Linked DNA regions of Homo sapiens: region 1 is linked to region 2. A link is an interaction called in ENCODE POLR2A ChIA-PET data of the cell type or tissue named here. Cell type or tissue: PC-3. All regions are shown on one strand. Each heading gives the region's core, and the rest is flanking DNA. Links, peaks and the distances in the headings are about the cores only. Region 1 overlaps TRPC6 (transient receptor potential cation channel subfamily C member 6). Region 2 has its middle 79 kb from the start of CEP126.

Region 1 (15,412 bases), core at 7,413-15,412, 370 kb before region 2:
GTGCTGTGCTAGGCTCTGTGTATAAATGAACATAAGCAATTATGGTATAGCTGAGTTATGGTAACAGCTCAATTATGAAAAATATGGCAAGATTGATAAGATTAATAATAAACAATATATAAATTTGAAAATAGCATCATTTTTCATGTATCTATTATTTCCTTTTTCTTTTACTCACTCTAAAAATTTTAGTGTCCATATAATTTTACTTATACTGAATTTTAAAACCACTCTGATAAATTACATAATTCATCAAATTAACCAAAGAGAGGCAGTTTAGGTTCCCAAAACGAGCACTTGAAGGGAACCTCAAGGATAAATACCATCTGGCTTTGCCACAAGCTAGCCATGGAACAGAGGCAAGATGCTTCAACTTTCTATAACCTTGTCTGACAATGAAGGAAGTGGTCTACCTAGTTTCTATCATTCAAGCCCCACTAATTTATGAATTTGTGAAATGCATAAAAACTTCCACATAACATCTTAAATAATATAATGGGAACCCTGGCTTTGAAACTATGATTTATGCCTTAAGAACATCATAAAAGGTGAAGACCAGTGTGAAGCTCCCACTAAGCCCATTATGATAAAGCATGCAGGTAAGGGCAGGCTCATAACCATCATGTCTCTGATTTATTTACCATCTATTCATTAACTCACCATTGACATTTTGGGCTAGATAATTCTTTGGTGTAGGTGGTCTCCTGTGCATTATGGAATGCTTAGCAGCACCCCTGGCCTCTAATCTACAGACTAGATGCCAGTCACAGCTCCCACCACCCCCTATTGTGCCAACCAAACATATCTGTAGGTATTATCAAAGGCACCAGATTAGGAGTGGAGGGCACAATCACCCCTGGGTGAGAATCACTGGTATAGTTAAATGGCATAAAACTAAATATAAACTCACATGAAGCATTTTTATGGGTCTAGTTTTTTTCTAAGTATTAAATACCAAGTTTTGGATGCATATATAACATATTTTATTTTCAGAAAAAAATTCTAGTCAGTTTCTAATACATCATAGAAATTCAGTAAATATTTCATAAAAAACTTAATGATACAGAGAAGAGTAAACCTATCCAATGGTGCAAGGAAGTATTATTACCACTTGGTGGCAGAAAATCCTAATATATAATTGTTTCCATGTACAATTATTTAATGTCTGGAAATCCAAGTCTGCAACACGTTTGTACATAAAAGAAAATTCAATTTGAAAATTGAATAGTATTTAAAGCTTAGGGATTTGGGTATTTATAGATGGTGCCAACATGTATACTGTCATAGAGGTTGGAAGTGGGAAGCTTGTTGACTACAAGCAAGAAGGACTGGATGCAAGCTTTGTTCCTAATATGGAAATAAACACTCTCTCCAATTCTGAATGAACCACTGCCTGCCCCCTTTGTTAATACCTTCTACCACATTTTATGCATTCTTTATTCATTTTCTTTTTCATTTCCTAATAATTAGTTTGATATTAACATTTCTCATCTTGTAGGTTCATTTTAGGATTAGAGTGAGCAATACTAATAACTTGTTTCTAATTCGTTAAAAAGAACAAGTAATTTTAAGTCTTTAAAGTTTCTTATATTGCTGGATACAGGAACAGTTCATGGAGTCACCTATTTCCCACAAGCAGTAAATGTCCTGCAGCTGGGAACAGAGCAATGAACTGAAAAGGTATGGACAATATATTCAGTCAGCAGTGAATGCAGATATGAAATGAAGCTGTGTTATACAGTGCTTATAAACATATTGCTCTGAATCAAGTGGATGTTGGTTCAAATTCAGGCTCTGTCACTTGTTTGAAATGGGACTTGAGGCAAATCATTTCACCTCTATATCCTTGGGATCCTCAGATACAGAATAGGGAAAATAATATTACCTACCTTCCAGAGCTATTGCAAGAATTAAAGAGATGGGGTATAGAGAATATATAGTTTGAAATACACTGGACATTCTATAATTGTCAAGAGCTATTATTTTACAGAAAGATAAATATCTACTATGTGGCTTTAGGTCTATTTCATGGTTAACTTTAATCTACACATACCCCTTTACTTATGATGGGGTTACGTCATGATAAATCCATTGTAAGTAAGTTGAAAATGCACTTAATACACCTAACTACTGAACATCATAACTTAGCCTAGCTGACCTTAACCATACTCAGAACACTTTCCTTAGCTTACAGTTGGGCAAAAGCATCTAGCACAAAACCTATTTTATATTAAAGTTATTATACAAAATTTGAATCAACATTCAAACTTTGAAGTACAGTTTCTACTGAACACATATTGCTTTCACACCATCATAAAGGTGAAAAATCATGAAGTTGAACTCCGGTAAGTCTGGGACTGTCTGTAGTCAATTCATCCTAGAGATATTTTGCCAAATATTACTTTTTACTGATGTGCCCAAGTCCATGACTAAGTCCTTCAGGGAATGAAATAGTCAGTGATTCACGCATTCAGATGAGCATTATAACCTCCTAAGCTCTACCCTACATGGTTTAAAAACCTGCCCTAAGACGACAACTGGAATGTGATCTGTTCAGAAGGTGGAACAGGGCAGTTATTCAAGAAGTTATCTGGCATTTTGAGGTTTACACATGTAATAGACTATGGAAGAGATCAACTTTTAATTTATGCTATCCTTTCAGACTGTACATCTGAACAGCTAATGCTAGCAACCACCAAACTCAGTGACCTTTAGAGTTAAAGGATATGACTGAAGATAATGAATAGGTCTGCTTATTATCTGAAAAGCTAATGCTAGCAACCACCAGTCAGTGACCTTTAGAGTTAAAGGATACGGTCAGAGATAATGAATAAGTATGCTTACCTTGTTTCAAAATGTATTTTTATATATGGTTCATCCTACTGACATCTATGGTGCACCTGGAGCAGATGTGAAGGCAGTGTTTGTGCAGCTAACTAAATACTTTAAAATTCAAGAGGTCAGAGAGAGAAGACCTGAGTGAATCAGAAATTCACTTACCATCTTAGATATAGATGTTATGAAAAAGATTAAGCATAAGCCATATGAGTTGGGTAGGAAAGAATGAACCATGAGAGTTTTTCTTAGTATGCATACACTAGGGCCAAACCATCTCATTAGCAATGGGCAAAAATTATTTGAAATATAAATGATTGCCTTAAAAAATCTTCTCAGGAATACAGTTTAATGTATGTCGTAAAACCAAGCCATGTGAAATGTGTCTCAAGTTTTGTTCACCACAAGCTCATATGGCAGGGGAAAAGAGATACTTGTGTTGATTTAAGCCTCCAAGAATCAAATGCCAAGACTGAGTTGGAAGTATGAGATGTACCCAGGATTATACCTATGAGAGATAAAGGGAAGTGGAACGGGAGAAGGCGGAGAAATCCTCTCCACTGTGAGGCTCTGCTCACCTGTGAAAGGGGGAGAGGTAAGACGATTGTCTGGGAAAGTCAGTCAGCCCAACAGGGAACGGCACATCTCTGTAGCTGCCAGAAGACACACTTACACAAAAGGCTCTCTAGATTGTTAAACTGACAGTGGAATCAACATTTTATTCCAGACTTCACAACTGAGGTCAGACATCACAGGTTTAGTATTTCTAAAATACTAAACAGTTTGTTTTAAGCTATGATTAAAATATGTGTTATTGAAAAGTGTAACTCTCATTTACAATATATAATATACATTTTGCTGATGGTTAAATTTTAATTTTCCACATTTTTAGAGAAGCTACAGGGAAAATAAAATTATTTCATTTGATAGATACCATATTTTCTATCATAAAGAAAAGGCATTTTGATTTTATTTTAATTTTTCTCTTATCTGTCCAGTGACTTATTATACATCCTTCATGCTTTCAGGATGAGTATTTTCTTACTGGAAAAATATAAGAGCCAATTACACTGACCTATCTTTGCAAAAAATTTATTGAGATTTTTAAAACCAAATAACAACAAGAGCCATTTCTTTATAATATGAGTATATTACATTTGCGTAGTGTTTACGATTTTCAAAGTACCAATTTAATCTTTCCAATATGCTTGTGTGATGGGTTGTACAACTTGATTATTTCTGTTTTATAGATGAGGAAACTAAGGTTCAGAGAAGTTAAATGAATTGCTGAAGGGGCAGAGATGTACACTTATTATAAGATCTCAATCTTCTGAGTACTTAGTTCAATACTGTTACTCTATCAATTTCCAAAGTGCAGTTTTGATAAGGAAGGAAAAGCAGTGAATATAAAATATTGATCAAACATGGTGAATTTTATATCTTCATATTAATCCATTATATATGTTATACGTAGTCAACTGTATATTATATGAAGTCAGTACATGTACCCCTTGGTATCCATGGGGGATTGGTTCCAAGACCCTCCTTCTGAGCACACCAAAATCCACTGATGCCCAGACCCCTTATAAAAAATGGTGTACTATTTCCATATAACTTACTTACTCATAGCCACTGGTATAACTTAAATCATCTCTAGTACTTACAATGCTCGATATAATTTTATGTAACTGATAAATATTGTTATACTCTACTGTTTTTTAAATTTGTATTATTCTTATGATCATATTATTTTTGATGTTTTTATTTAATATTTTTGACCTGTAGTTGGTTGAATCTGTGAATGCAGAACATATGGACATGGAGGGTGGACTGTGTATGTGTGTGATATTTAATTGAAATGCCCTTTGCAAAACTGTAAAACAATTTTGTCATATCACACATTTTGTAGATCATAAATGGGAGTTAGGTGGAAAGGAAAAGAGCCATAACCATCTCCTTGGAATATTCAATTAAGAATCAGAAGTCTGCATTGTGAATGCACTTAATGCTCCTGAACTATATGCTTAAAAATGGTTAAAATGGTAAATTTTATGCTATATATATTTTATAACAATGAAAATAAATATAAAAAAGAAGTCAGTTGCCTGTATATGTCAACCCCAAGGGTTGCTATGAATATTTAGGTTTTGGAGAGGGACACTGTTATTCTTGAGACTAATAATTCATAACCTCTTATCCGTAAGAAAACATAATGGGCCATATTGTCAATTATAACACAACAATAACATTACTAGCTGAAATGTCACCCCTTTCTTTTTCCTTTAAGCATTTCAATATTTAAAATACATAGAGTGAAGTTAAACTGGTAAGATAGACTTAATTATATAGTGCTTGGTACACATGTTAAAAATGATTGGGACCACACAATATGTCACCAGGAATGACTGAATTCTTTTCTGAATATATCCACTAACTAGGGAAGGCTTTGAGAAATTAAATCATTTCACCTTACTCCAGTTTTCTTATGTGATATGTGCAGATAATTTACTTCACACAAACAAAAGAATTTACTAAAATGTCCTAGCAAATTATAAAATTGTTTGGGCCAGGCACGGTGGCTGATGCCTGTAATCCCAGCACTTTGGGAGGCTGAGGTAGGTGGATCACTTGAGTCCAGGAGTTTGAGTTCAACACTAGCCTGGGCAACATGGCGAAACCCCATCTCTACAGAAAATACTAAAAATTAGCCAGGCGTGGTGGTGCTCACCTGCACTCCCAGCTATTTGGGAGGTTGAGGTGGGAGGATCACCTGAGCCTGGGAGGTCCAGGCTGCAGCAAGCCATGATGGCACCAGTGCACTCCAGCCTGGGTGATAGAGACCCTGTCTCAAAAACTAAAATGAAATAAAAATAAAACGTTTTGAGTTGAATACCTTTTGGAGGTAAGCTATTTCATATTCTTTCAGTAACATTTTCCCCTTTATCTTTCTGTCTGTACACCTTTCCTTCTGTACATTCACGCATTCTTTCTTTCCACAGACATTTGCAGGTACCAAAACTATAGAAGTATTAAGGATCAGAGTTAAACTAAGACATGGGCTCTATCTTCCAGAACCCACACCTTCATCAGTTAGTTTGCCTCTTCCTGGTCTGGGAGATTGGTTAACACACCATGACCAACATGATTTCACCAAGGAAGAGGAATGGGAGGAAGAAACGGGCATGTGAGTAGCAAAATATACTTCCTACCATGTTCCTTGCTAGGTATGTTATTTCATTAATTTAATGACCCTTTGAGGCTGTAGTAATGACAAGTGAGGAAACTCACTTGGGGTCCAGTTTCAGTTTTCTGCGTATGGCTAGCCAGTTTTCCCATCACCATTAAATAGGGAATCCTTTCCCCATTGCTTGTTTTTGTCAGGTTTATCAAAGATCAGATGGTTGTAGATGTGTGGTGTTATTTCTGAGGCCTCTGTTCTGTTCCATTGGTCTATGTATCTGTTTTGGTACCAGTACCATGCTGTTTGGTTACTGTAGCCTTGTAGTATAGTTTGAAGTCAGGAGCGTGATGCCTCCAGCTTTGTTCTTTTTGCTTAGGATTGTCTAGGCTATGTGGACTCTCTTGGTTCCCTTTGAAGTTTAAAGTAGTTTTTTCCAATTCAGTGAAGAAAGTCAGTGGTAGCTTGACGAGGATAGCATTGAATCTGTAAATTACTTTGGGCAGTATGGCCATTTTCATGATATTGATTCTTCCTATCCATGAGCGTGGAACGATTTTCCATTTGTTTAAGTCGTCTCTTATTTCCTTGAGCAGTGGTTTGTAGTTCTCCTTGAAGAGGTCCTTCACATCCCTTGTAAGTTGCATTCCTAGGTATTTTATTCTCTTTGTAGCAATTGTGAATGGGAGTTCACTCATGATTTGGCTCTCTGTCTGTTATGGGTGTATAGGAATGCTTGTGATTTGTGCACATTGATTTTGTATCCTGAGACTTCGCTGAAGTTGCTTATCTGCTTATAAGGAGATTTTGGGTTGAGATGATGAGGCTTTCTAAATACACAATCATGTCATCTACAAACAGAGATAATTTGACTTCCTCTTTTCCTATTTGAATACCCTTTCTTTCTTTCTCTTGCCTGAATCCCCTTGCCAGAACTTCCAATACTACGTTAAATAGGAGTGGTGAGGGAGGACATCCTTCTCTTGTGCCGATTTTCAAAGGGAATGGTTCCAGTTTTTGCCCATTCAGTATGATATTGGCTGTGGGTTTGTCATGAATAGCTCTTATTATTTTAAGATACGTCCCATCAATACCTAGTTTATTGAGAGTTTTTAGCATGAAGCACTATTGAGTTTTGTTGAAGGCCTTTTCTGCATCTATTGAGATAATCATGTGGTTTTTGTCATTGGTTCTGTTTACGTGATGGATTACGTTTATCGATTTGCGTATGTTGAACCAGCCTTGCATCCCAGGGATGAAGCCGGCTTGATCATGGTGGATAAGCTTTTTGATGTGCTGCTGGATTCGGTTTGCCAGTATTTTATTGAGGATTTTCTCATCAATGTTCGTCAGGGATATTGGCCTGAAATTTTCTTTTTCTGTTGCGTCTCTGCTAGGTTTTTGTAACAGGATGATGCTGACCTCATAAAATGAGTTAGGGAGCATTCCCTCTTTTTCTATTGTTTGGAATAGTTTCAGAAGGAATGGTACCAGCTCCTCTTTGTACCTCTGGTAGAATCTGGCTATGAATCTATCTGGTCCTGGACTTTTTTTGGTTGGTACGCTATTATTACTGCCTCAATTCCAGAACTTGTTATTGGTCTATTCAGGGATTCAACTTCTTCCTGGTTTAGTCTTGAGAGGGTGTATGTGTCCAGGAATTTATCCATTTCTTCTAGATTTTCTAGCTTATTTGTGTAGAGGTGTTTATAGTATTCTCTGATGGCAGTTTGTATTTCTGTGGGATCAGTGGTGATATCCCCTATATCATTTTTTATTGCATCTATTTGATTCTTCTCTCTTTTCTTCTTTATTAGCCTGGCTAGTGGTCTATTTTGTTGATCCTTTCAAAAAACCAGCTCCTGCATTCACTGATTTTTTTGAAGGGTTTTTAGTGTCTCTAGCTCCTTCAGTTCTGCTCTGATCTTAGTTATTTCTTGTATTCTACTAGCTTTTGAATTTGTTTGCTCTTGTTTCTCTAGTTCTTCTAATTTTGATGTTAGGGTGTCAATTTTAGATCATTCCTGCCTTCTCTTGTGGGCATTTAGTGCTATAAATTTCCCTCTAAACACTGTTTTAAATGTTTCCCATAGATTCTAGTACCTTGTGTCTTTGTTCTCATTGGTTTCAAAGGACATCTTTATTTCTGCCTTCATTTCATTGTTTACCCAGTAGTCATTCAGGAGCAGGTTGTTCAGTTTCTATGTAGTTGTGCGGTTTTGAGTTAATTTCTTAATTTGACTGCACTGTGGTCTGAGAGACCATTTTTTATGATTTCTGTTCTTTTGCATTTGCTGAGGAGTGTTTTACTTCCAATTACGTGGTCAGTTTTAGAATAAGTGCAATGTGGTGCTGAGAAGAATGTATATTCTGTTGATTTGGGGTGGAGAGTTCTGTAGATGTCTATTAGGTCTGCTTGGTGCAGAGCTGAGTTGAAGTCCCTAATATCTTTAATTTTCTGTCTTGTTGATCTGTCTAATATTGAGATTGGGATGTTAGAGTCTCTCACTATTATTGTGTGGGAGTCTGAGTCTCTTTGTAGGCCTCTAAGAACTTGGTTTATGAATCTGGGTGCTCCTGTATTGAGTGCATGTATATTTAGGATAGTTAGGTCTCTTGTTGCATTGATCCCTTTACCATTATGTAATGCCCTTCATTGTCTTTTGTTCTTTGTTGGTTTAAAGTCTGCTTTATCAGAGACTAGGATTGCAACACCTGCTTTTTTTTTCTTGCTTTCCATTTGCTTGGTAAATATTCCTCCATCCCTTTATTTTGAGCCTATGTGTGTCTTTGCATGTGAGATGGGTCTCCTGAATACAGCATGCTGATGGGTCTTGACTCTTTAGCCAATATGCCAGTCTGTGTCTTTTAATTGGGGCATTTAGCCTGTTTACATTTAAGGTTAATATTGTTATACGTGAATTTGATCCTGTCATTATGATACTAGCTGGTTATTGTGCCTGTTAGTTGATGTAGTTTCTTCATAGTGTCGATGGTCTTTACAATTTGGTATGTTTTTGCAGCAGCTTGTACCGGTTTTTCCTTTCCATACTTAGTGCTTCCTTCAGGAACTCTTGTAAGGCAGGCCTGGTGGTGACAAAATCTCTCAGCATTTGCTTGTCTGTAAAGGATTTTATTTCTCCTTCACTTGTGAAGCTTAGTTTGGTTATGAAATTCTGGGTTGCAAATTATTTTCTTTAAGGATGTTGAATATTGGTCCCCACTCTCTTCTGGCTTGTAGGGTTTCTGCAGAGAGATCTGCTGTTAGTCTGATGGGCTTGCCTTTGTGGGTAACCCAATCTTTCTCTCTGGCTGCCCTTAAGTTTTTTCCTTCATTTCAACCTTGGTGAATCTGATGATTATGTGTCTTGGGGTTGCTCTTCTCAAGGAGTATCTTTGTGGTGGTCTTTGTATTTCCTGAATTTGAATGTTGGCCTGTCTTACTGGGTTGGGGAATTTCTCCTGGATAATATCCTGAAGAGTGTCTTCCTATTTGGTTCCATTCTCCCCGTCACCTTCTGGTACACTAATCTAATGTAGGTTTGGTCTTTCCACGTAGTCCCATATTTCTTGGAGGCTTTGTTCATTCCTTTTCATTCTTTTTTTTCTAATCTTGTTTTCATGTTTTATTTCAGTAAGTTGATCTTCAATCTCTGATATCCTTTCTTTGGCTTGTTCGATTTATCTGTTGATACTTGTGTATGCTTCACAAAGTTTTCGTGCTGTGTTTTTCAGCTCCATCAGGTCATATATGTTCTTCTTTAAACTGGTTATTCTAGTTAGAACTTTCTCTAACCTTTTTTCAAGGTTCTTAGTTTTTTCGCACCAGGTGAGAATATGTTCTTTTAGCTCAGAGGAGTTTGTTATTACCCACCTTCTGAAGCCTACTCCTGTCAATTTGTCAAACTCATTCTCCGTCTGGTTTTGTTCCCTTGGTGGTGGGGAGTTGTGATCCTTTGGAGGTGAAGAGGCATTCTGGTTTTTGGAATTTTCAGCCTTTTTGCACTGGTTTCTCACCATCTTGTTTCTCACCATCTTTGTGGATTTATCTACCTTTCGTCTTTGATGTTGGTGACCTCTGATGGGGTCTCTTGAGTGGACGTGCTATTCCTTTGTTAGTTTTCCTTCTAATCGTCAGGCCCCTCTGCTACAAGTCTGCTGGAGGTCCACTCCAGACCCTGTTTGCCTGGGTATCACCAGCAGAGGCTGCAGAACAGCAAAGATTGCTGCCTGTTCTTTCCTCTTGAATCTTCGTCCCAAAGGGGCACCTTCCAGGATACACAGGGGTCAGGGACCCACTTGAAGAGGCAGTCTGATCCTTAGCAGAGCTCAAACACTGTGCTGGTAGATCCGCTGCTCTTTTCAGAGCCGCCAGGCAGGGATGTTTAAGTCTGCTGAAGCTGTGCCCACAGCCGCCCCTTCCCCCAGGTGCTCTGTCCCAGGGAGATGAGGGTTTTATCTGTAAGTCCCTGACTGGGGCTACTGCCTTTCTTTCAGAGATCTGCTGCCCAGAGAGGAGAAATCTGGCAGTCTGGCCACAGTGGCCTTGCTGAGCTGCAGTGGGCTCTGCCCAGTTTGAACTTCCTGGCCGTTTTGTTTACACTGTGTGGGTAAAACTGCCTACTCAAGCCTCAGCAATAGTGGATGGCCCTGCCCCCACCAAGCTCAAGCATTCCAGGTTGATCTCAGACCACTGCTGTGCTGGCAGCGATAATTTCAAGCCAGGGGATCTTAGTTTGCTGGGCTCCGTGGGGGTGGGACCCACCGAGCCAGACCACTTGTCTCCCTGGCTTCAGCCCCCTTTCCAGGGGAGTGAATGGTTCTGTCTCACTGGTATTCCAGGCACCACTGGGGTATGGGGAAAAAACAAACAAACAAAAAAAACTCCTGCAGCTAGTTCAGTGTCTGCCCAAACAGCCGCCCAGTTTTGTGCTTGAAACCCAGGGCCCTGGTGGAGTAGGCACCAGAGGGAATCTCCTGGTCTGTGAGTTGCAAAGACCATGGGAAAAGCACAGTATCTGGGTCAGAATGCACGGTTCCTCAGGCTCAGTCCCTCATGGCTTCCCTTGGGTGGGGGAGAAATTCCCCAACCCCTTGCGATGCCCCACCCTGCTTCAGCTCGCCTTCTGTGGCCTGCACCCACTGTCCAGCCAGTCCCTATGAGATGAACTGGGTACCTCAGTTGGAAATGCAGAAATCACCTGCCTTCTGCGTCGATCTTGCTGGGAGCTGCAGACCAGAGCTGTTCCTATTCGGCCATCTTGCCAGCAATCCTGTTTTTGTTTCTTCCACTCACTACTTCATTTATTTCAAGTTATTTTTTTCTAGATATGCCCATTTATGATTTTTAACTGGACCCCTTCTTTATTTTTTGCATTCTTTTTATAGGGCTTTTAGGCCTAGTATTATTTCTCTGTCCTCACTGGATTAATATCACTACCAAATTATGTAGTATACTTACTCTTCCTGCTCTCTAGTAATAGCAATAAAAATAATAAATAGCTATTACATACCCACTATGTGCCAGGCCCTGTTGTCAGAACTTTATAGTATTAAGTAATTTAATATTCAAAAGAACATTTGGATGTTGGTGTGATTACTGCCTACATCCTGTGAACAAGTAAAGAGTCTTAATGAGACAACATTTTAAGTACAACACACACAGGCATGCATTAGAATGGCAGAAATTGCTCACAAAATATTTGAACTTAATTCCGTGTTTCCTATGTATTCTATTCATGATAACCATCATTATGAGAACATGGGTGGTAGGCTTCTTCTGTAAAGAGCCAGATAATAAATATTTTAGGACTTGTGGGCCACATATGGTCTCTCTCACATATCCTTATTTTTTTCACAACAACTATTTAGAAATGTAATTTTTTTTAAATATCTAACTCTCAGTCTGAAAACAGGCTGAAGACTAAATGTGGCCTGAGGGCTATGGCTTGTTGACCCCCATACACTAGCCTCCTAACCACTGAACTATCCTTTCTAGAGTGAAATGACTTTGTAGCTCTGTTAAATACCTTATTTTCCATTTCTTAAATTTCCTTTATTGGAATCATTTTTAAATGCAATCTAGATTCACCTGGATAGGCAAGCCAAACAAAACTTGTCTGAACAGCAAGAATGTGCCAATTTGCAATGACCCTAATCTGCTGACTCTCTTGGATGACCAGGGACGATTTCCACTTGCCTTCTTGCTGTCTTACTCTCAGCCCATGCGGCCCCATTGCTGTGGCAGGGCTCACAGAATTCATGCACAGGTCTCTCATCCACATGTTACCTCCCACTGCAGCCCTTCTCACCTGTAATATTGTTTTTTGGAATTTCTTCCCAATCAAAATTCCTAATCTTAACTAGGGCTAATGGCTTAGGGTTCCCCTTACCTAAAGCTCTCCTTTGTTTTCTGATTTGTAATGGGCGATGGTTGACATGCTAGTGGAAGGGATGGTTAGAAAGGAAGCTGGGAGGTTGGATATCAGATAGGCCTTAAGAGGATTCCTATGTTGTTGGGGGAGGTAACATAACCAGCTTAACAAAAAAATGGTCTCCCTCCTTGTCATTTGTATTCCATGGGATAGCCATATATCATAGTTCTGGTCAATGAGATATAACAACAGAAATTGTTGGGAGATTCTTCTAAAGGTGGTGGCAGATTCAGCTAGCATCCCCGACTTTTCCTTTGCCCTTACTCCTACATGCCTGAAAAGTGGGTATAATAGCTGAAAGTAAAGCTGTCCTCTTGAATCTGACTATGACAAAAAATCCAGGAGAATCACAGAAACTCCTGCCTGGTAACAGCCCCATACTGCATAAATCTGGGGAGTTAAATGAGACAGGGGAAAAGCAAATGTCTTGTTTAAACCACCATGATTTGGATTTTATATTACTATGTGTAATTGGATGCAGGTCTTACCTGATACATTGCCCTTTTCCTAATCATTCCTTTATCATTTCTTTTCAGCAACAAGCATTTATTGTGGCCCTACTATGTACAGGCCACAAAAAAGGAAACATCCTCATCGTTGAGGATTTTGCTACTCTCAGTGAAGGAGCTGATAGATCTCTAGAGTACATTGTTCATTATACACGGTGTCGACCACAATAGCCATTAAGGTCCCACAGTGCCTTTTTCCATCGCTTCTTGATTATTGACAAATTAGGAGGCACTGGGGACCATGCCTGCTCTCTACCTGAGCTGCAAAGAGTGAAGTTAATCATACCCTCCATCAGGTTCCTGACAGAATATTCCCTTCTTTATATCACCAGTCTTCTATTCCATCACCATAAGTATATATATGTGCTTAGTATATGTCTTAAATGTACATGCTATTCTTTTTTGCTTATCAAACATAGCTTATTTCTACCTCTCAATAACAGAATTGTTGAGATTTGTTAAAATAGTTGAATTATTTAATGGGTCTGTTCTCTACTTGCTAAAATTGCTTCTGAACATCTGTCCCTTTCTTTGAAAAGATAAGCCCGATCATGTGCATGACTTCATATTTTCAAATATGAGCTTACCTGTTTTTTGTCAAGTGATAATTTTGAAAGGTCTTCATGACTTCCTAAAATTCCAAGTTTCTTTTCTTCATTTATCTTTTAAAGATAGATAGTAAAATGAGTATAACTGCATAACCAATTTCACTCTTCATTCTGTATTTTAAAAGCCATTTCGTCTAATTCTCCAACAAGTTTTAATGAGAGAAACATATTCTTACGGGGTTCTTCCCTTTGCAAGTGCTTGCTTAGACATTTCCTTTGGACTCTGAATTCCCTCAGGTTGCAGTTCTAACCAGACCTGTAAACCACCCATTTAATTAAGTAAAATAAAGGAAGGGAAATTTTTGCCACTCAATCCACTGAGTTCTGTAAGTTATACTTCTGGAAGAATATCATAGATTGTATTTTTTCCAAAATTCCTACACAAATTAATCATAATCACATTTAAAGAAAGCTTTAAAATTCTCAAAGTACTTTTATATACTTATTTGAGTTGATCTTCAGGATGTAGATATAATTTTTTTCACATATTACAGTTGAGGAAACTAGAACTCAGAGAATGTGCTACTTACTTGAGCACCCTAAATAGTAAATGGGAAACAGTGCAGGAATTACAACATTTTCCTTTTATTTAATGATAGAATCTTATTGCAAGGAAACTTTATAATCATTTGGCCCAATTGCCCACTCAGTGTAAGAAGGAAAAATCTTCAATACATTCCCACTGTCAGCCATCTGGCATTTATTGACTTCTTACAATGGTGGGAGGCTCACTACTTCTAAAGGCAGCCCATTCTTCTGTTGGGCAGATTTTCTTATTAAAAGTTTGCTCTTATATCGAATTAAAATTTAACAATTTGAATTTTTGGCCCATTGCTTTTCTTCCCATTTTTGAAAAACAAGTGTACTTCCTAATTAAAGATGGAAATTACAAAGATATTTTTAGTCACTTTCAATCTTCCTTTTTCAGAAGAAACAGCCAGCTCCTTCAGTCCTCCCTCATATGACACTTTATCCATATGTGTTCCATTCTGGTCCTCCTCCTCTGGATACACCTGGTATCTCAGTGCTCCTTCTGAGTACAGAGGTCTAAATGCTCAGCAGAGATCTTTGCATAGCATAAGCCCTCACCTTCCACCTCCAGTGAGACACAAATTCCACATGTTCTCTAAACATATCTGAACATGCTGTGATCGCCCTACTGCCTCATCTAAGCACTAAATCTTTTTATTTTTTTTAAAGATTGCATCACCTTGTGGGATTACTGTTTTCAATCAATGTCCTTAGCTCTTTCTTTCTTGAACTACTTATTGCCAAGCCTGGTCTCCCAAATTCTATGTGAGCAACTGATTTCTGAACTTTTCAATGTAGAAGCTATCTAAGAGTTAATCAAGTTGCCCCGCCCCCCCCCCCTCCCCGAGTCATAACAAGCTGCTGCCGATTTACTGGGCTGTATAAATTGTAGGAAAAGTGAGGGACATGTAGCCATAACAGCAAAAAAGCAGCCCAGAATAGTTCTTCTTTCAGTACCCACTCCAGATAACATATTATTTTAGTTATATTTCATGAATTTTTCTTACATTCTTTTAAGTAGGAAATGTCCAGTGTGCTCATGTTGAACAGACACAAGCCAAAGGACTGTGCTGTGTGAAGTGACTGCATATGGGAATGAATGGATGTGTCATCAGGAACTGCTTCTCTTTAAAGGGATGTGGCATAGTGGTTACAGTAGTCACAAAATTTAAGAATACAATGATAACTTATCAAGCTAAGTTACCTTGTTCATCTCTGCATCTTCCTGGAAACCTTTTTTATGGCCCTGGAACAGCTCAGAAATCCATTTTTTAAGCTTCAGTAAGAGATAAAACAGGGACTTTGGACTCGGCACCA
Region 2 (16,334 bases), core at 3,164-11,163:
GGAAACAAGAAAGGGGTAATGGGCCTCAAATAAGTCAAAAACTTAACAAGGCAAACAATATTAAATCTTAAGGCTTAAGAATAATCCTCTTCAGCTTAATGCTTCACTCTCTAGACCCACTGGGGCAACAGCATCACACCCCTGGCTTGGTGGGGTAATACACAAGCCCTGAGTCTCTGTGGTGGCCCTACCCATGCCACAGCTTTCTGCTATGGCCCTGCCCCAGCAGCAGCTCCCTCCAGGCTAGAATTGCAGCCCTACAGCTTCAGGCAGCCCTGTCCTTTGAAACATAAATGGAGGCAGCCATAACTTCCAGGCCCATATCCTCTGGGCCTGTGTTGATGGTGGCAACCCTAATGATCTCTGAATCACCTTTGAAGTCGTTCTTCCACAGTTTTGAAGAATAGTGCCTGACTTCTACTGAGATGGCTGATCCATACTAATCTCTTTATCAAATGGTGGTTTGGCCACACCCTTAGTATTCTCATTTTTTACAATATGGATAGGCCAAAAATCTTTCCAATCTTTTACTGCCTTTATTTTTCCTTAACAAAAGCAAGTAATTAACTAAAAATGAAGTCATTTTTTCTCTTCTTGCATTTTACTGTAAGCAGTTAGGAGAAGCTAAGCTGTACCTTAAACACTGCTTAGAAATTTTCTCAGCTAAATATCCAATTTTATTCTTTACAAGTTGTACCTTCCATAAAGCACTGGAGTATGAGCATAATTCAACCAACTTCTTCACCACTTTATGACAAGAATCACCTTTCCTCCAGTTTCCAATAATATCTTCTTCATTTCCATCTAAGGCCTTATCAGAATGGCCTTTACCATCTATATTTTTATCAATATTCTGGTCATGATTACTTAGATATTCTCTAAGAAGTATGAGGCTTTCTCTGCAGCCCTACTCTTTTATTTCTGAGCCCTCACCAGAATCATCTTTAATGATTTATGTCAACAGTGTAGGCTTTTTCTAGGATGCATCTCAAAATTCTCCCAGCCTCTATCCATCACCTAGTTCCAAAGCCACTTCCACATTTTTAGGCATTTATTACAGCAGCACTCTCACTTCTTGGTACTAATATCTATTGTATTATGGGGAATTGGCTCACATGACTATGGAGCCTGCAAAGTCTCATGATCTGTTGTCTGCAAGCCAAAGTCCCAGGAATGCCAGTGGTGTAATTTAATCTGGGTCCAAATACCTGAGAACCAAGGGAGCTGGTAATGTATATCCCAGTCCTATGGCAGAAGAAGATGAGATGAGATGTTCCATCTCAAGCAGCAAGCAAGAAGCAAAAAGGGACAAATTCATCCTTCTTCTACCTTTGTCCTATTCAGGTCTTCAACTGATTGACTAATGCCCACCCACATTGCGGAGGGCAGTCTGCTTTACTGAATCCATGCGTTCAAATGCTAATCATCTGGAAACACACTCATGAACACATCCAGAAATAGTGTTTAATCTGAACATCCTGTGGCCAGTCAAGTCGACACATCATATAAACCATTATGATATTTAAAATTTTTATGTCAAATCTATATATTATTTAAAGCAGGGGTCAGCAAACTACAGCTTGTGGGCCAGTGTCTATTTTGTAAAACAGCTTTATTGGAATGCAGCTATGTCTATTCATTTATGTATTGTTTATGGCTGCTCTCAGACTAACATGGCAGAATTGAGGAGTTACAACAGAGGCCAAATGGCCAAAAAAAACCTAACCTAAAAACCTGACCTTTAATAAAAAGTCTACAGATCCTCAATCTAAAGCACTTTTAAAAAGAAACTCACACACATATACTCACACAGCATGACTCTTAATTCTATTTGTTTTCTGCAAATAATGATGAATTATATCTGTTTTGGGGAATTTCTAAATACTGGTAGGTTTGAACACCTTTTAGATATAAAGAAAATGTTTATATATATATATATATATATATATTCCATTATATATCTAGATCATGGAATACTACTCAGCCATAAAAAGGAATGAAATAGTGGCATTCACAGAAATCTGGATGAAACTGGAGACTATTATGCTAAATGAAGTAACTCAGGAATGGAAAACCAAACATCATATGTTCTTACTTATAAGTGGAAGCTAAGCTATGAGGACACAAAGGTGTAAGAATGATATGATACAATGAACTTTGGGGACTCAGGGGAAAGGGTGGGAGGGGATGAGGGATAAAAGATTACACATGTGGTACAGTGTACACTGCTTGGGTGCACCAAAATCTCAGAAATCACCATTAAAGAACGTATTCATGTAACAAAACATCACCTGTTCCCCAAAAACCTATTGAAATAAAAAATAAATTTAAAAAAATAAAATAAAATTCTATGGAGCCAAAAAAGAGCCTGAATAGCCAAAGCAATCTTAAGCAAAAAGAACAAAGCTGGAGGCATCACACTACCCGGTTTCAAACAATACTATAAGGCTACACTAACCAAAACAGCATGGTACTTGTACAAAACAGACACATAGACTGACAGAACAAATTTGAGAACCCAGAAAAAAGTCACACACCTACAGTCATCTGATCCTGAACAAAATTGACAAAAATAAGCAATGGAGAAAGGACTCCCTATTCAATAATTATACTGAGATAGTTGGCTAGCTGTATGCAGAAAAATGAAACTGGATCCCTCTCTTTCACCATTTATAAAAATTAACTCAAAATGGATTAAAGATTTAAATGCAAGATTGCAAACTATAAGAATCCTAGAAGAAAACCTAGGAAACACCACTCTGGACATCTTCCCTGGGAAATAATTTATGACTAAGTCTTCAAAAGCAACAAAAATGAAAATTGACATGTGGGACCTCATTGAACTAAAGAGCTTCTATAGAGCAAAAGAAACTATCAACAGAATAAACAGACAACCTACTGAATTGGAGAAAATATTCACAAACTCTGCAACTGACAATAACCTACCATCTATAAGAATCTAGAAGAAACTGAAACAACTGAACAAGCAAAAACCAACCCCATTAAAAAATAGATGATAGACATGAACAGACACTTCTCAAAAGAAGACATACAAGTGGCCAACAAACATGATGAAATGCTCCACATCACTAATCATCAGAGAACTGCAAATTAAAACCACAATGAGATACCATCCCACACCAGTCAGAATGGCTATTACTAAAAGTAAAAAAACAACAGATGCTGGTGAGGCTGTGGAGAAAAGGGAATGCTTATACACTGTTGGTGGGAATGTACACTAGTTCAGCCACTGTGGAAAGCAGCTTGGAGATTTCTCGAAGAACTTAAAACAGAACTACCATTCAATCCATTACTGGGTATACAGCCAAGAGAAAATAAATCATTGTACCAAAAACATATGCATGCATATGTTTATTAAAGTGCTATTCACAACAGCAAAGACATGGAGTCAACCTAGGTACCCATCAACTGTAGATTTCATAAAGAAAATGTGGTACATAGGCACCATGGAATACAATGCAGCCACTTTAAAAAATCATGTCTTTTGCAGCAACATGGATACAGCTGGAGACCATTATCCTAAATGAATTAATGCAGATACAGGAAACTAAATACTGCATGTTCTCACTTAACAACTGGGAACTAAAAAATGGGTACTCAAGAACATAAAGATGCCAACAATAGGCAGTGGGGACTACTAGGCGGGGAATTAGGGAAGAAAGAGTTGAAAAACTATTATTGGGTACTATGCTCAGTACCTTGGTGACAGGATCAATCATACCCCAAACCTCAGCATCACATAATATACTCAGGTAACAAACTTGCATATGTATCTCCTGAATCTAAAATAAAAGTTGAAATTATTGTTAAAAAAAAAAAGTATAGCTTATAAATTCGGTCTAAGCTTAACCAAAAAAAGAATAAGGATAAATTGCAAAAAATAATAATTTGAGATAAATCAAGAAATCTAAATTTGAAAGACAGACATATAACCCTTCTAGAGAATGCAGACTCATACAACCACTTGAAAATAATTCTGCAGTTTCTTTACAAGGTTAAACATGCATTTACCATATGGCACAACAATTCTGCAGATATTTACCCAAGAGAAATGAAAACTTGTGTCCACAAAAATTCTTATACGTGTTTATCCATTACTAATTTATTCATAAAAGTTTAAAAATTAATACAATAAAACAAGTATCAAATGTTTATCAGCTGTAGGTAGAATGGACAAATTTTGGTGCATTCATTCAATAGAACACTACTCAGCAATAAAAATTAACTACCAAAATACACAAGTGTATGAATCTCAAAAACATCATATTGGACTAAGTAAACAATATATAAAAGATAAAGGATTGAGCAGGAAGTGGAAAGAAGAAATTTTCGGGGGTGATGAAAACGTCCTATATCTTATCTGGAATTCTTTTATTACAAGGGTACTTACATTTGTCAAAACACATTGAACTGCACACTTATAATTTACATACAACAGATTTTAACTCAAAAAAAAATGGCAGCTGAGAGACAATGCTAGACACCAAAGACTGCCAACATTCTTTATGCATGCATGCAGACATAGAGATTAGCCATCCCCACCAAATCCCCCTTTGAGTAAGGACATGCTAGCCAGCTATGGAGAATATTGTCCACACACAGCCTCCCAGCTTTCTGTAGCCAAGACAATCCCTAAAAGAGCTGACTTACCCCAAGGTCATGTTTCTCCTGGGGCAGCCTGCATCCCATGACTGAACGAGGCCCAATTATTTTGAGTTGACCTAGGCTGTATTGATAGACAGTACTTGTTCCGGTGCTCCCCTTTGTGTTAGCCACAATTTTTCTGAACTGTAAGGCAGACTCAATTTCTTCCTCTACCTAATCCTGCTTCCTCTTCCTTCCTTTCATTGATGTTGACCCCTAATACATATCTTACATTCTAAACTTTCTCGCTATAACTACTTCCAGAAAACCTGACTTGCTATACTATGTCAACACTTTCCTACAGAATTTCTCCACGAAGTTTCTTTGCCATATGTCTTAAAATCCTCGCCTTGGATCATTCTACCAATCTTAATACTTTGGTAGAATGTGAACAGTCCTTCCATCTGGACTTTGTTAAAAACAGGTGCCCTTTTGTCATTATCTTTTCTGACAGCATATTGGGATCTTTTCTGGCTGCTCTGCTTCCATTCAGTATTAAATAAGTCAAGGTCCCAGCAAGAAATGGATATCATACTCCAAGGGGGTGAATGAAATGAACTTGATATTTTTAAAAGAGAACTACTTATTAAAGTGGGGCAGGCAGTAAGGAAATCGATGAGGGATAATTCAGTATGCTGAATCTAACATTAATAGGAAATAGTAAGAAACTACTAATAGGAAATAGTAAGAAACAACCTGAAAGTAAGGGAAAAAGCCATGATAATTGGAACCAAAGGCAAACAGATTTGTGTGAAATGGCTACTGAATGAATTATGCTGAAAATTACTATTTTAAAATGATTTATAATTATTACAGAATTTTAGTCAAGTTATTACATAATTTCAGTAAAAAAAATCTAAATCTGATTCTACATTAACACTTCTAAGAAATCTCGTTTGGCCAATTGCTATATGCCAATTATTTTATGCACTCATTCATTCACCAAATACTTATGGAGTACCTATTAAGTCAAGCATTCATATAGCAAAAGATTCATGAATACATTCAAACTACATTGAGGCTGCATTTAAAGTTTCCATGATGCACTCTACAATCATTGGATATTTTTACTACTTGACACATCTGTCTGTATTATCTGGATATGTCATAGAATAGAGACACATTTAACTAGTAGGAATTTATATCATAATTAATGTCATAATTTACCACTTTGTAGAATTGTTATACTAAGATGTTATGTTGACATGCTCAAATATAGTTTTGTGAATGATTTACGTAAATACAGGCAGACTTCATTTCATTGTGCTTCACTTTATAGTGCTTCACAGATTTTATGTTTATTACAAATTGAAGGCATGTGGCATTCTTGCATCAAGCAAGTCTTTTGGTGCCATTTTTCCAACAGCATGTGCTCATTTTGTATCTCTGTCACATTTTAGTAATCCACGCAATATTTCAAACTTTTCCATGATTATTTTATCTGTTATGGTGATCTGGGGCCAGTTATCTTTGTTTGTACTATTGTAATCGTTTGGGGGCTCCACACACCAAGCCTATTTGTGGCAGGGAATTTAATAAGTGTTGTATGTATTCTAACTGCTTCACCAATTGGTCATTCTGCCATCTTTTTCCCTCTCCTCAGATCTCCTATTACCTGAGACAAAACAATACTGAAACTAGCCAATTAACAACCCTACAATGGCCTGTAAGTATTCAAGTGAAAGAGTCATGCCTCTCTCTCTCTTTAAATCAAAAGCTAGAAATAATTATGCTTAGTAAAGAACGTATACTGAAAGCTAAGGCAGGCCAAAAGCTAGAACTCTTGTGCCAAGCAGTTAACCAAGTTGTGAAAGCAAAGGAAAAGTTCTTGAAGGAAATGGAAAGTGCTATCCCAGTGAACACGAATGATAAGAAAGCAAAACAACCTTATCACTGATGTGAAGAAAATTTTAGTAGTTTAAATAAAAAATCAAATGAGCCACGACATTCCCTCAAGCCAAAGCCTAATCCAGAGCAAAGCCCTAACTCTCTGCACTCTGTGAAGGCTGAGATAGGTGAGGAAACTACAGAAGAAAAGCTGGAAACTAGCAGAAGTTGGTTCATGAGGTTTAAGGAAAGAAGTCATTTTTATAATAAAAGTCCAAGGTGAAGCAGTACGTGCTGATGGAGAAGCTGCAGCAAGTTATCCAGAAGATCTAGCTAAGATAATTGATGAAGCTGATTACATTCAACAACAGATTTTCAATGTAGACAGAAAACCTTCTATTGGAAGAAGATGTCATGTAAGACTTACAGCTAGACAAAAAAAGTCAACGCCTCTCTTCAAGGCATCAAAACTTGAAAGCTTCAATGGACAGGCTGAGTCTCTGGTTAAGGGCTAATGCAGCTTGTGACTTTTAAGTTAAACCCAATTTTTTTTACCATTCTAAAAATCTTTAAAAATTATGCTAAGTCAGTACTCCGCCTGTGCTCTGTAAATAGAAAAACAACACCTAGATTATAGCACATCTCTTTATAGCAAGATATACTGAATATTTTAAGATGACTGTTGAAAGCTACTGCTCAGAAAAAAAAAAAAAGATTCCTTTCAGAATATCACTGCTCTTTGATTATGTATCTAGTCACCCAGGAGCTCTGACAGAGATGTACAAAAATATTCATGTTGGTTTCATGCCTGCTAAAACAACATCCATTCTGCAGCTCATGGATTAAGTAGTAATTTCAACTTTTAAGTCTTACTATTTAAGAAATACATTTTATGATATAGCTACATTTTATATAGCTGCCATGGATTGTGACTCCTCTGATGGATCTTGGTAAAGTAAAATGAAAGCCTTCTGGAATTAACTTACCATTCTAGATACCATTCATGATTAATGGGAAGAGGTCAAAATATCAGCATTAACAGGAGATTGGAAGGAGTTGATTCCAACCCTCATAGAATCTTAGCTCCTGAAGAGTTTAAGGCTTCAGAGAAGGAAATAACTGCACATGTGGTGGAAATAGCAAGAAAGCTAGGATTAGCAGCTGAGCCTGAAGATGTGACTGAATTGCTACAATCTCGATAAATCCTGAACAGAAGAAGAGTTGCTTCTTATAGATAAGCAAAGAAAGTGATTTCTTGAAACGGAATCTATTCCTGATGAATATGCTGTGAACGTGGTTGAAATGACAAGGGATTTAGAACATTACATAAATTTAGTTGATAGACTAACAGCAGAGTTTGAGAAGATTGACTCCAATTTTGAAAGTAGTTGTACTATGGGTAAGATGTTGTCAAACAGCATACACACTGCAGAGAAATCTTTCATGAGAAAAAGTCAATCGATATAGCAAACTTTATTGTCCCCTTATTTTAAGAAATTGCCACAGCCACCCGACCTGCAGTAACCACCACCCTGATCAGTCAGCAGCCATCAACACTGAGGCAAGATCCTCCACCAACAAAAAAATTATGACTCACTGAAGACTCACATGATCATTAGCATTTTTTAGCAATAAAGTATTTTTAACTGAGGTATGTACATTGTTTTATAGACATAATGCTATTGCCCTTTTAATAAACTATAGTATAAACATAACTTTTATATGCACTAGGAACTAAAAAATTTTTGTGACTCACTTTAATGCAAGATTTGTTTTATGCAGTGATCTGGAACTAAATCTGCAATATCTCCAAGGTATGCCTCTACTCGGTACATTTCAGATTTAGGGTGAAAATGTACCATGTAATAATATGCTTAATCCAAACAATAGAGAACAGAATTATTCAAATTTATGTATTTTGAAGATTAAAATTGTATTCCTTGTTACAATAATGAAAACCTGAAAAGTCTCTGCATTTATTGGGTCCTCCAGGAAGCAGATACCCAGGAGAAAATAGAAGGGAAAGAGACTCACCGGAGGTAGTGTCTATGAAAAATAAAGCAGAAAGGGAGCAGGAGTAGGCAAGGAAAATCTTCAGAGAGTGATACAGTTCTAAAACTTGTGAAAAGAAAGGGAGAGAAAAGGAGCATTGGGTAGGAAAAGCCTCAGATCAAGGTACAGCTCTGGAAAGCTCATTAGGAGCTCTAAGCAAAGACTCGTGGTAAAAGAGTCTTGTTGGCTTACTCTTTTCCTAATTGAATACCCTTTATTTCCTTCTCCTGCCTAATTTCCCTGGCCAGAACTTCCAACACTATATTGAATAGGAGTGGTGGGAGAGAGCATCCCTGTCTTGTGCCAGTTTTCAAAGGGAATGCTTCCAGTTTTTGCCCATTCAGTATGATATTGGCTGTGGGTTTGTCATAGATAGCTCTTACTATTTTGAGATACGTCCCATCAGTACCTAATTTATTAAGAGTTTTTAGCATGAAGCGTTGTTGAATTTTGTCAAAGGCCTTTTCTCCATCTATTGAGATAATCATGTGGTTTTTTGTCTTTGGTTCCGTTTACACACTGGATTACATTTATTGATTTGCATATATTGAACCAGCCTTGCATCCCAGGGATGAAGCCCACTTGATCATGGTGGATAAGCTTTTTGATGTGCTGCTGGATTTGGTTTGCCAGTATTTTATTGAGGATTTTTGCATCAATATTCATCAAGGATATTGGTCTAAAATTCTCTTTTTTGGTTGTGTCTCTGCCTGGCTTTGGTATCAGGATGATGCTGGCCTCATAAAATGAGTTAGGGAGGATTCCCTCTTTTTCTATTGATTGGAATAGGTTCAGAAGGAATGGTACCAGTTCCTCCTTGTACCTCTGGTAGAATTCGGCTGTGAATCCATCTGGTCCTGGACTCTTTTTGGTTGGTAAGCTATTGATTATTGCCACAATTTCAGATCCTGTTATTGGTCTATTCAGAGATTCAACTTCTTCCTGGTTTAGTCTTGGGAGAGTGTATGTGTAGAGGAATTTATCCATTTCTTCTAGATTTTCTAGTTTATTTGCATAGAGGTGTTTGTCCCTGTTTGCAGACGACATGATTGTATATTTAGAAAACCCCATTGTCTCAGCCCAAAATCTCCTTAAGCTGATAAGCAACTTCAGCAAAGTCTCAGGATACAAAATCAATGTACAAAAATCACAAGTATTCTTATACATCAATAACAGACAGAGAGCCAAATCATGAGTGAACACCCATTCACAATTACTTCAAAGAGAATAAAATACCTAGGAATCCATCTTACAAGGGACGTGAAGGACCTCTTCAAGGAGAACTAAAAACCACTGCTCAATGAAATAAAAGAGGATACAAACAAATGGAAGAACATTCCATGCTCATGGGTAGGAAGAATCAATATTGTGAAAATGGCCATACTGCCCAAGGTAATTTATAGATTCAATGCCATCCCCATCAAGCTACCAATGACTTTCTTCACAGAATTGGAAAAAACTACTTTAAAGTTCATATGGAACCAAAAAAGAGCCCGCATTGCCAAGTCAATCCTAAGCCAAAAGAACAAAGCTAGAGATATCACGCTACCTGACTTCAAACTATACTACAGGTCTGCAGTAACCAAAACAGCTTGGTACTGGTACCAAAACAGAGATATAGATCAATGGAACAGAACAGAGCCCTCAGAAATAACGCCACTTATCTACAACTATCTGATCTTTGACAAACCTGAGAAAAACAAGCAATGGGGAATAATAGGACAAGTGCTTTTGTCCTATTAAATAGGATTCCCTATTTAATAAATGGTGCCGGGAAAACTGGCTAGCCATATGTAGAAAGCTGAAACTAGATCCCTTCCTTACACCTTATACAAAAATTAATTCAAGATGGATTGAAGACTTAAACGTTAGACCTAAAACCATAAAAACCCTAGAAGAAAACCTAGGCATTACCATTCAGGACATAGGCATGGGCAAGGACTCCATGTCTAAAACACCAAAAGCAATGGCAACAAAAGCCAAAATTGACAAATGGGATCTAATTAAACTAAAGAGATTCTGCACAGCAAAAGAAACTACCGTCAGAGTGAACAGGCAACCCACAAAATGGGAGAAAATTTTCACAACCTACTCATCTGACAAAGGGCTAATATCCAGTATCTACAATGAACTCCAACAAATTTACAAGAAAAAAACAACCCCATCAAAAAGTGGGCAAAGGATATGAACAGACACTTCTCAAAAGAAGACATTTATGCAGCCAAAAGACACATGAAAAAATGCTCATCATCACTGGCCGTCAGAGAAATGCAAATCAAAACCACAATGAGATACCATCTCACACCAGTTAGAATGGCGATCATTAAAAAGTCAGGAAACAACAGGTGCTGGAGAGGATGTGGAGAAATAGGAACACTTTTACACTGTTGGTGGGACTGTAAACTAGTTCAAGCATTGTGGAAGTCAGTGTGGCGATTCCTCAGGGATCTAGAACTAGAAATACCATTTGACCCAGCCATCCCATTAATGGGTATATAACCAAAGGAGTATAAATCGTGCTGCTATAAAGACACATGCACACGTATGTTTATTGTGACACTATTCAAAATAGCAAAGACTTGGAACCAACCCAAATGTCCATCAATGATAGACTGGATTAAGAAAATGTGGCACATATACACCATGGAATACTATGCAGCCATAAAAAAATGATGAGTTCATGTCCTTTGTTGGGACATGCATGAAATTGGAAATCATCATTCTCAGTAAACTATCGCAAGGACAAAAAACCAAACACTGCATGTTCACACTCATAGATGGGAATTGAACAATGAGAACACATGGACACAGGAAGGGGAACATCACACTTTGGGGACTGTTGTGGGGTGGGGGGAGGGGTAGGGATAGCATTAGGACATATACCTAATGCTAAATAATGGGTTAATGGGTGCAGCACACCAGCATGGCACATGTATACATATGTAACTAACCTGCACATTGTGCACATGTACCCTAAAACTTAAAGTATAATAATAATTAAAAAAAGGAAAAAAAAAAGAGTCTTGTTGGACAGGAAGTGTCAAACCCTTTTGTCCTCACAAAGCCCAGTCATTGGTTGGGGCTGCCTGGGAAGAGATGGTGTCTGTAGCTCAAATACCCTGACAATCCATAAGAAGGGACTGTAAGTTATGTTCCTCACAACTAATTAGCACGTTTTTTCCTTAAAAGAATTTCTGAGCAATGAGCCTCCATGGCTGCCACTAACCACTGCAGCTCTGAACAGATCCACTTCTCCGTATGCATTCATGGAGTAATTGGTAAATGAAAGTCATACCATTGATTCCATTTTCAGCCACCATCCCTGCCCACATAAATGGCCACTCCATTTATGTGCCTACCCTTCCAGTTCAGGGTGACCAATGACAAGGCTGGCTAATGCCAACTGATCAAAACATTTGATCTACTTTGTTATTCATTGTCTCTTCTGCAATGGACACATTTTCTGGTGGGCATTATATGTGATATAAAAATCTTCACACTTCACACCCAATCCTATCTGTCCATCCACATGTCTCCATCACACACTCCCTTGTATACGATCTTTCAGTTCTTTTCCTTTTAGGCTTCTGACCAGCCAGCAAGATCATTCCCTAGTGTCAAGGAGTATGTACACATGTATGTACATACACACATACATATATTCATATTCTCACCTCAGGCCACTTTTTCCACACAAAGGTAATAATCAAGTTTGATGCTCAAAGTTCCACAATCAGGGAACTTTTTTCCTGCCACTGTATGTCAAGTTCACCCATAAGTGTGGCTAAAGAGTACCTGCCATTCATTTTTAGATTGTACCCATTTACCAATACAACCAATTCACAAACCAATCAGTTCTCCTCCATCAACTTATTATGCAGAACTCATAATTCGTAGGTACAAGCTAAAGGATGGTGCCAATGCCAACCTTGAAATTGACGTGATGATCTGGAGTACCTGCTCACATAACTGACTCAAGTGCTTTTGTCCAGCTTGGGCTCAAGCTTGGATGTGCCATTTACATCTGAAGAGGGACTGCTGCTGGGCCCACTCAATGTTACAACTTGGTAGGTCCAACAGAATCAGATTATAATAGCCAGTTCTGAAAGCATGGTCATAGGGTGAAAAAAAATGGTCATATGTTTCTTCTTCACCAGGGCCCAGTAACACAGAAGGAGCTATTTCTTGACAGGCATAAAAATCTCCACTGCAGAAAACATGGTCCTGCTGAAGACACTCAAGGCCTACATTGTAATTCTCCCACTGAGCTTTGCCATAAACCCCATGCTGCATCTTTTCCCACAATGGATACCTCCAAAACCACAGGGTCTGCTAACTCATGACCCAAGCAGCAGGGCTGATTGTACCCAGCCTGGACCTGCTGCAAATACATATCCTACACAGATCCTACTAAATGCTGGAAGATGTCTGGGTCACCCTGTATTTGGCTTAAAATATAACTGCTAAGTATGAAATGTGTTGCCCTAGAATTCAAAGAGGGCTAACAGATACTGTGCTTCTTTTTAGTGATTAAGGAGGCAATATGCAGCTAATTATCTTACACTTACATCCCAGCATGACCCTGACCACTGGACCCTTAAAAGTTCTACTTGAGTGGTAGTTTACTGAATCTTTGAAAGGTTTATCTTTCATGCTCTGGAATGCAAATTTCTTATCATGGACTCCACTGTGCTATCCACATCTTGCTCATCTCACTTTATCAACATGATGTCATCAGTGTAAATAGAGACCAGAAGCATCATGTTGGCTCCCTATCTGATGGCTATTTCTTTGGAATTGGAATGCATAAATGGGACTGATATACAGAGCAGCTGGAGTAACCACCACACCGGGTCCTTGGCCTTTTTTGGGGGAAGGCCTATAAACATTCCTGTGGAGTGTTTACAAGGTTCAAATCTCTTCCGACTACATTGTGACAGAGGAGGCCCTGGGACAAAGCTATTGTGTACATTTTTGCCAATTCCATGTGAATGCAAACAGTTTATGATACTCTTTTCTGATTGGGGTAAAAAAGAACACATTTGCCAAATCACTGTCTGCTTACCATGTACCTAAGCCTTTATTAACTATCTCTACCAATGATTCCGCACCCAACACAGCAGCAGCAATCAGGGCTAATACTTAGTTAAACTTATGGTAATCTATAATCTTTCTTGAGGATCTATCAGCATCTATCAGCATCTATGGATGAAAAACAAGAGAATTAAACAGATGAGGACCAACACTCCTGCATCCTTACGATCTTTAAAGGTGGTATTAATCTCTATCATATCTCTTGAGATGCCAGATGTAATCTTTTTGTTTAGCTATCTTGGTAGAAGGTAGAGGATGCCAAGGAATCCATGCAGTTTCAGAGGCCCCCACTTGGTCTTCTCCCCAAAAGTCCAAGGGCCAAATGTGGTGGTTACTCCAACTGCTCTGTATATCAATCCCACTTATACATTCCAATTCCAAAGAAACAGCCATCAGATAGGGAGCCAACGTGAGGCTTCTGGTCTCCAGCGATCTGTGCCAACCCAACTTCTGTGTCCGATATTCCTCAGAATGTCTAGTGCACAGTCCCCTAAGTAAAAGCCATGGGGCTCTCCGGGGAAAGATCAGAGGACTCATCACAGGAGACATTTGTTATGACTTCTTGTGATATTGCAAGATTCTTTCTTCAGGGGTAGGTTTGCCAAATTTAGCAAAAAAAAAATACAGGCCACTAAGATGAATTCACATTTCAGATAAATAGTTTTTAGCATAAGTATTTGAAGATAAGTATTTTTTCTTCACAGAATTGGAAAAAACTACTTTAAAGTTAATATGGAACCAAAAAAAGAGCCTTCATTGCCAAGTCAATCCTAAGCCAAAAGAACAAAGCTGGAGGCATCATTCTACCTGACTTCAAACTATACTACAAGGCTACAGTAACCAAAACAGCATGGTACTGGTACCAAAACAGAGATATAGACCAATGGAACAGAATAGAGGCCTCAGAAATAACACCACACATCTACAACCATCTGATCTTTGACAAACCTGAGAAAAACAAGCAATGGGGAAAGGATTCCCTATTTAATAAATGGTGCTGGGAAAACTGGCTAGCCATATGTAGAAAGCTGAAACTGGATCCCTTCCTTACACCTTATACAAAAGTTAATTCAAGATGGATTAAAGACTTAAACATCAGACCTAAAACCTTAAAAACCCTAGAAGAAAACCTAGGCAATACCATTCAGGACATAGGCACGGGCAAGGATGTCATGACTAAAACACCAAAAGCAATGGCAACAAAAGCCAAAATTGACAAATGGGATCTAATTAAACTAAAGAGCTTCTGCACAGCAAAAGAAACTACCATCAGAGTGAACAGGCAACCTACAGAATGGGAGAACATTTTTGCAATCTACTCATCTGACAAAGGGCTAATATCCAGAATCTACAAAGAACTCCAACAAATTTACAAGAAAAAAACAAACAACCCCATCAAAAAGTGTGTGAAGGACATGAACAGACACTTCTCAAAAGAAGACATTTATGCAGCCAACAGACACGTGAAAAAATGCTCATCATCACTGGCCGTCAGAGAAATGCAAATCAAAACCACAATGAGATACCATCTCACACCAGTTAGAATGGCGATCATTAAAAAGTCAGGAAACAACAGGTGCTGGAGAGGATGTGGAGAAATAGGAACACTTTTACACCGTTGGCGGGACTGTAAGCTAGTTCAACCATTGTGGAAGTCAGTGTGGTGATTCCTCGGGCATCTAGAACTAGAAATACCATTTGACCCAGCCATCCCATTACTGGATATATACCCAAAGGATTATAAATCATGTTGCTATAAAGACACATGCACATGTATGTTTATTGCGGCACTATTCACAATAGCAAAGACTTGGAACCAACCCAAATGTCCATCAATGATAGACTGGATTAAGAAAATGTGGCACATATACACCATGGAATACTATGCAGACATAAAAAAGGATGAGTTCATGTCCTTTGTAGGGACATGGATGAAGCTGGAAACCATCATTCTCAGCAAACTATCTCAAGGACTAAAAACCGAACTCCACATGTTCTCACTCATAGGTGGGAATTGAACAACAAGAACACTTGGACACAGGAAGGGGAACATCACACACCAGGGCCTGTTGTGGGGTTGCGGGAGGGGAGAGGGATAGCATTAGGAGATATACCTAATGTAAATGATGAGTTAATGGGTGCAGCACACCAACATGGCACATGTATACATATGTAACAAACCTGCATGTTTTGCCCATGTACACTAGAACTTAAAGTATAATAAAATATATATATATATAAAAGATAAGTATTTTATAAGTATACTATAAAATAGAACAAATACTAAAATATTATTCACTGTTTATCTTAAATTCACACTTAATTAGGCATCCTATATTTTAGTTGGCAAACTTATCCTGACCACCTCTTCAGTCAACAGATTCCAGGGCTATGAAATGGATGAAGTCCAGATTCTGAGAGAGATACCGTGACTTGTTTGTGGAGGTTAAGTAATGTCAGTCTGTCACTCATTGATTCTGCTTTCTTCTTCTTTTAACATGTTTAACTGCACCTTGATGGCTGCCTACGTAGTTTGCCCATGGAGACACCATGTTCTATTATCCATCTCTGCAATTCCCTCTTGATCAGTCTACTTTGAGGACTGCCTTTCCAAACTTGCTGACCATTACAGTAATCTGGCTTCTGTTAAGCACCACCAATCTCTATTGTTTTGTGACCCCATTATCCACATTTCA

Evidence for each region. ChIA-PET counts read pairs that join two places held together with the same protein. Peaks named below come from ENCODE experiments on the same cell type or tissue, not always from the same donor. Only the 100,000 strongest peaks of a DNase experiment are listed, where the experiment ranks them.
Region 1: POLR2A ChIA-PET joins it to region 2 with 6 read pairs; 4 of 35 experiments call an interaction of 5 or more read pairs at or near these places.

What each region holds. Positions count from the first base shown.
Region 1 is chr11:101,455,884-101,471,295 of GRCh38, forward strand. TRPC6 (transient receptor potential cation channel subfamily C member 6) reads right to left here. Exons shown (of 13, transcript NM_004621.6): 9 at 15,300-15,412; 10 at 13,544-13,618. Among named protein-coding and RNA genes, the nearest start is that of MIR3920, 56 kb to the right of the region's middle. RefSeq lists an enhancer at 9,841-10,524. In PC-3, for the core only: no CTCF peak of the experiment used is centred there; no DNase peak of the experiment used is centred there.
Region 2 is chr11:101,827,591-101,843,924 of GRCh38, forward strand. No RefSeq gene overlaps it. Among named protein-coding and RNA genes, the nearest start is that of CEP126, 79 kb to the right of the region's middle. In PC-3, for the core only: no CTCF peak of the experiment used is centred there; a DNase peak (open chromatin) is centred at 8,141; H3K4me3 peaks cover 763 bases; H3K27ac peaks cover 1,052 bases.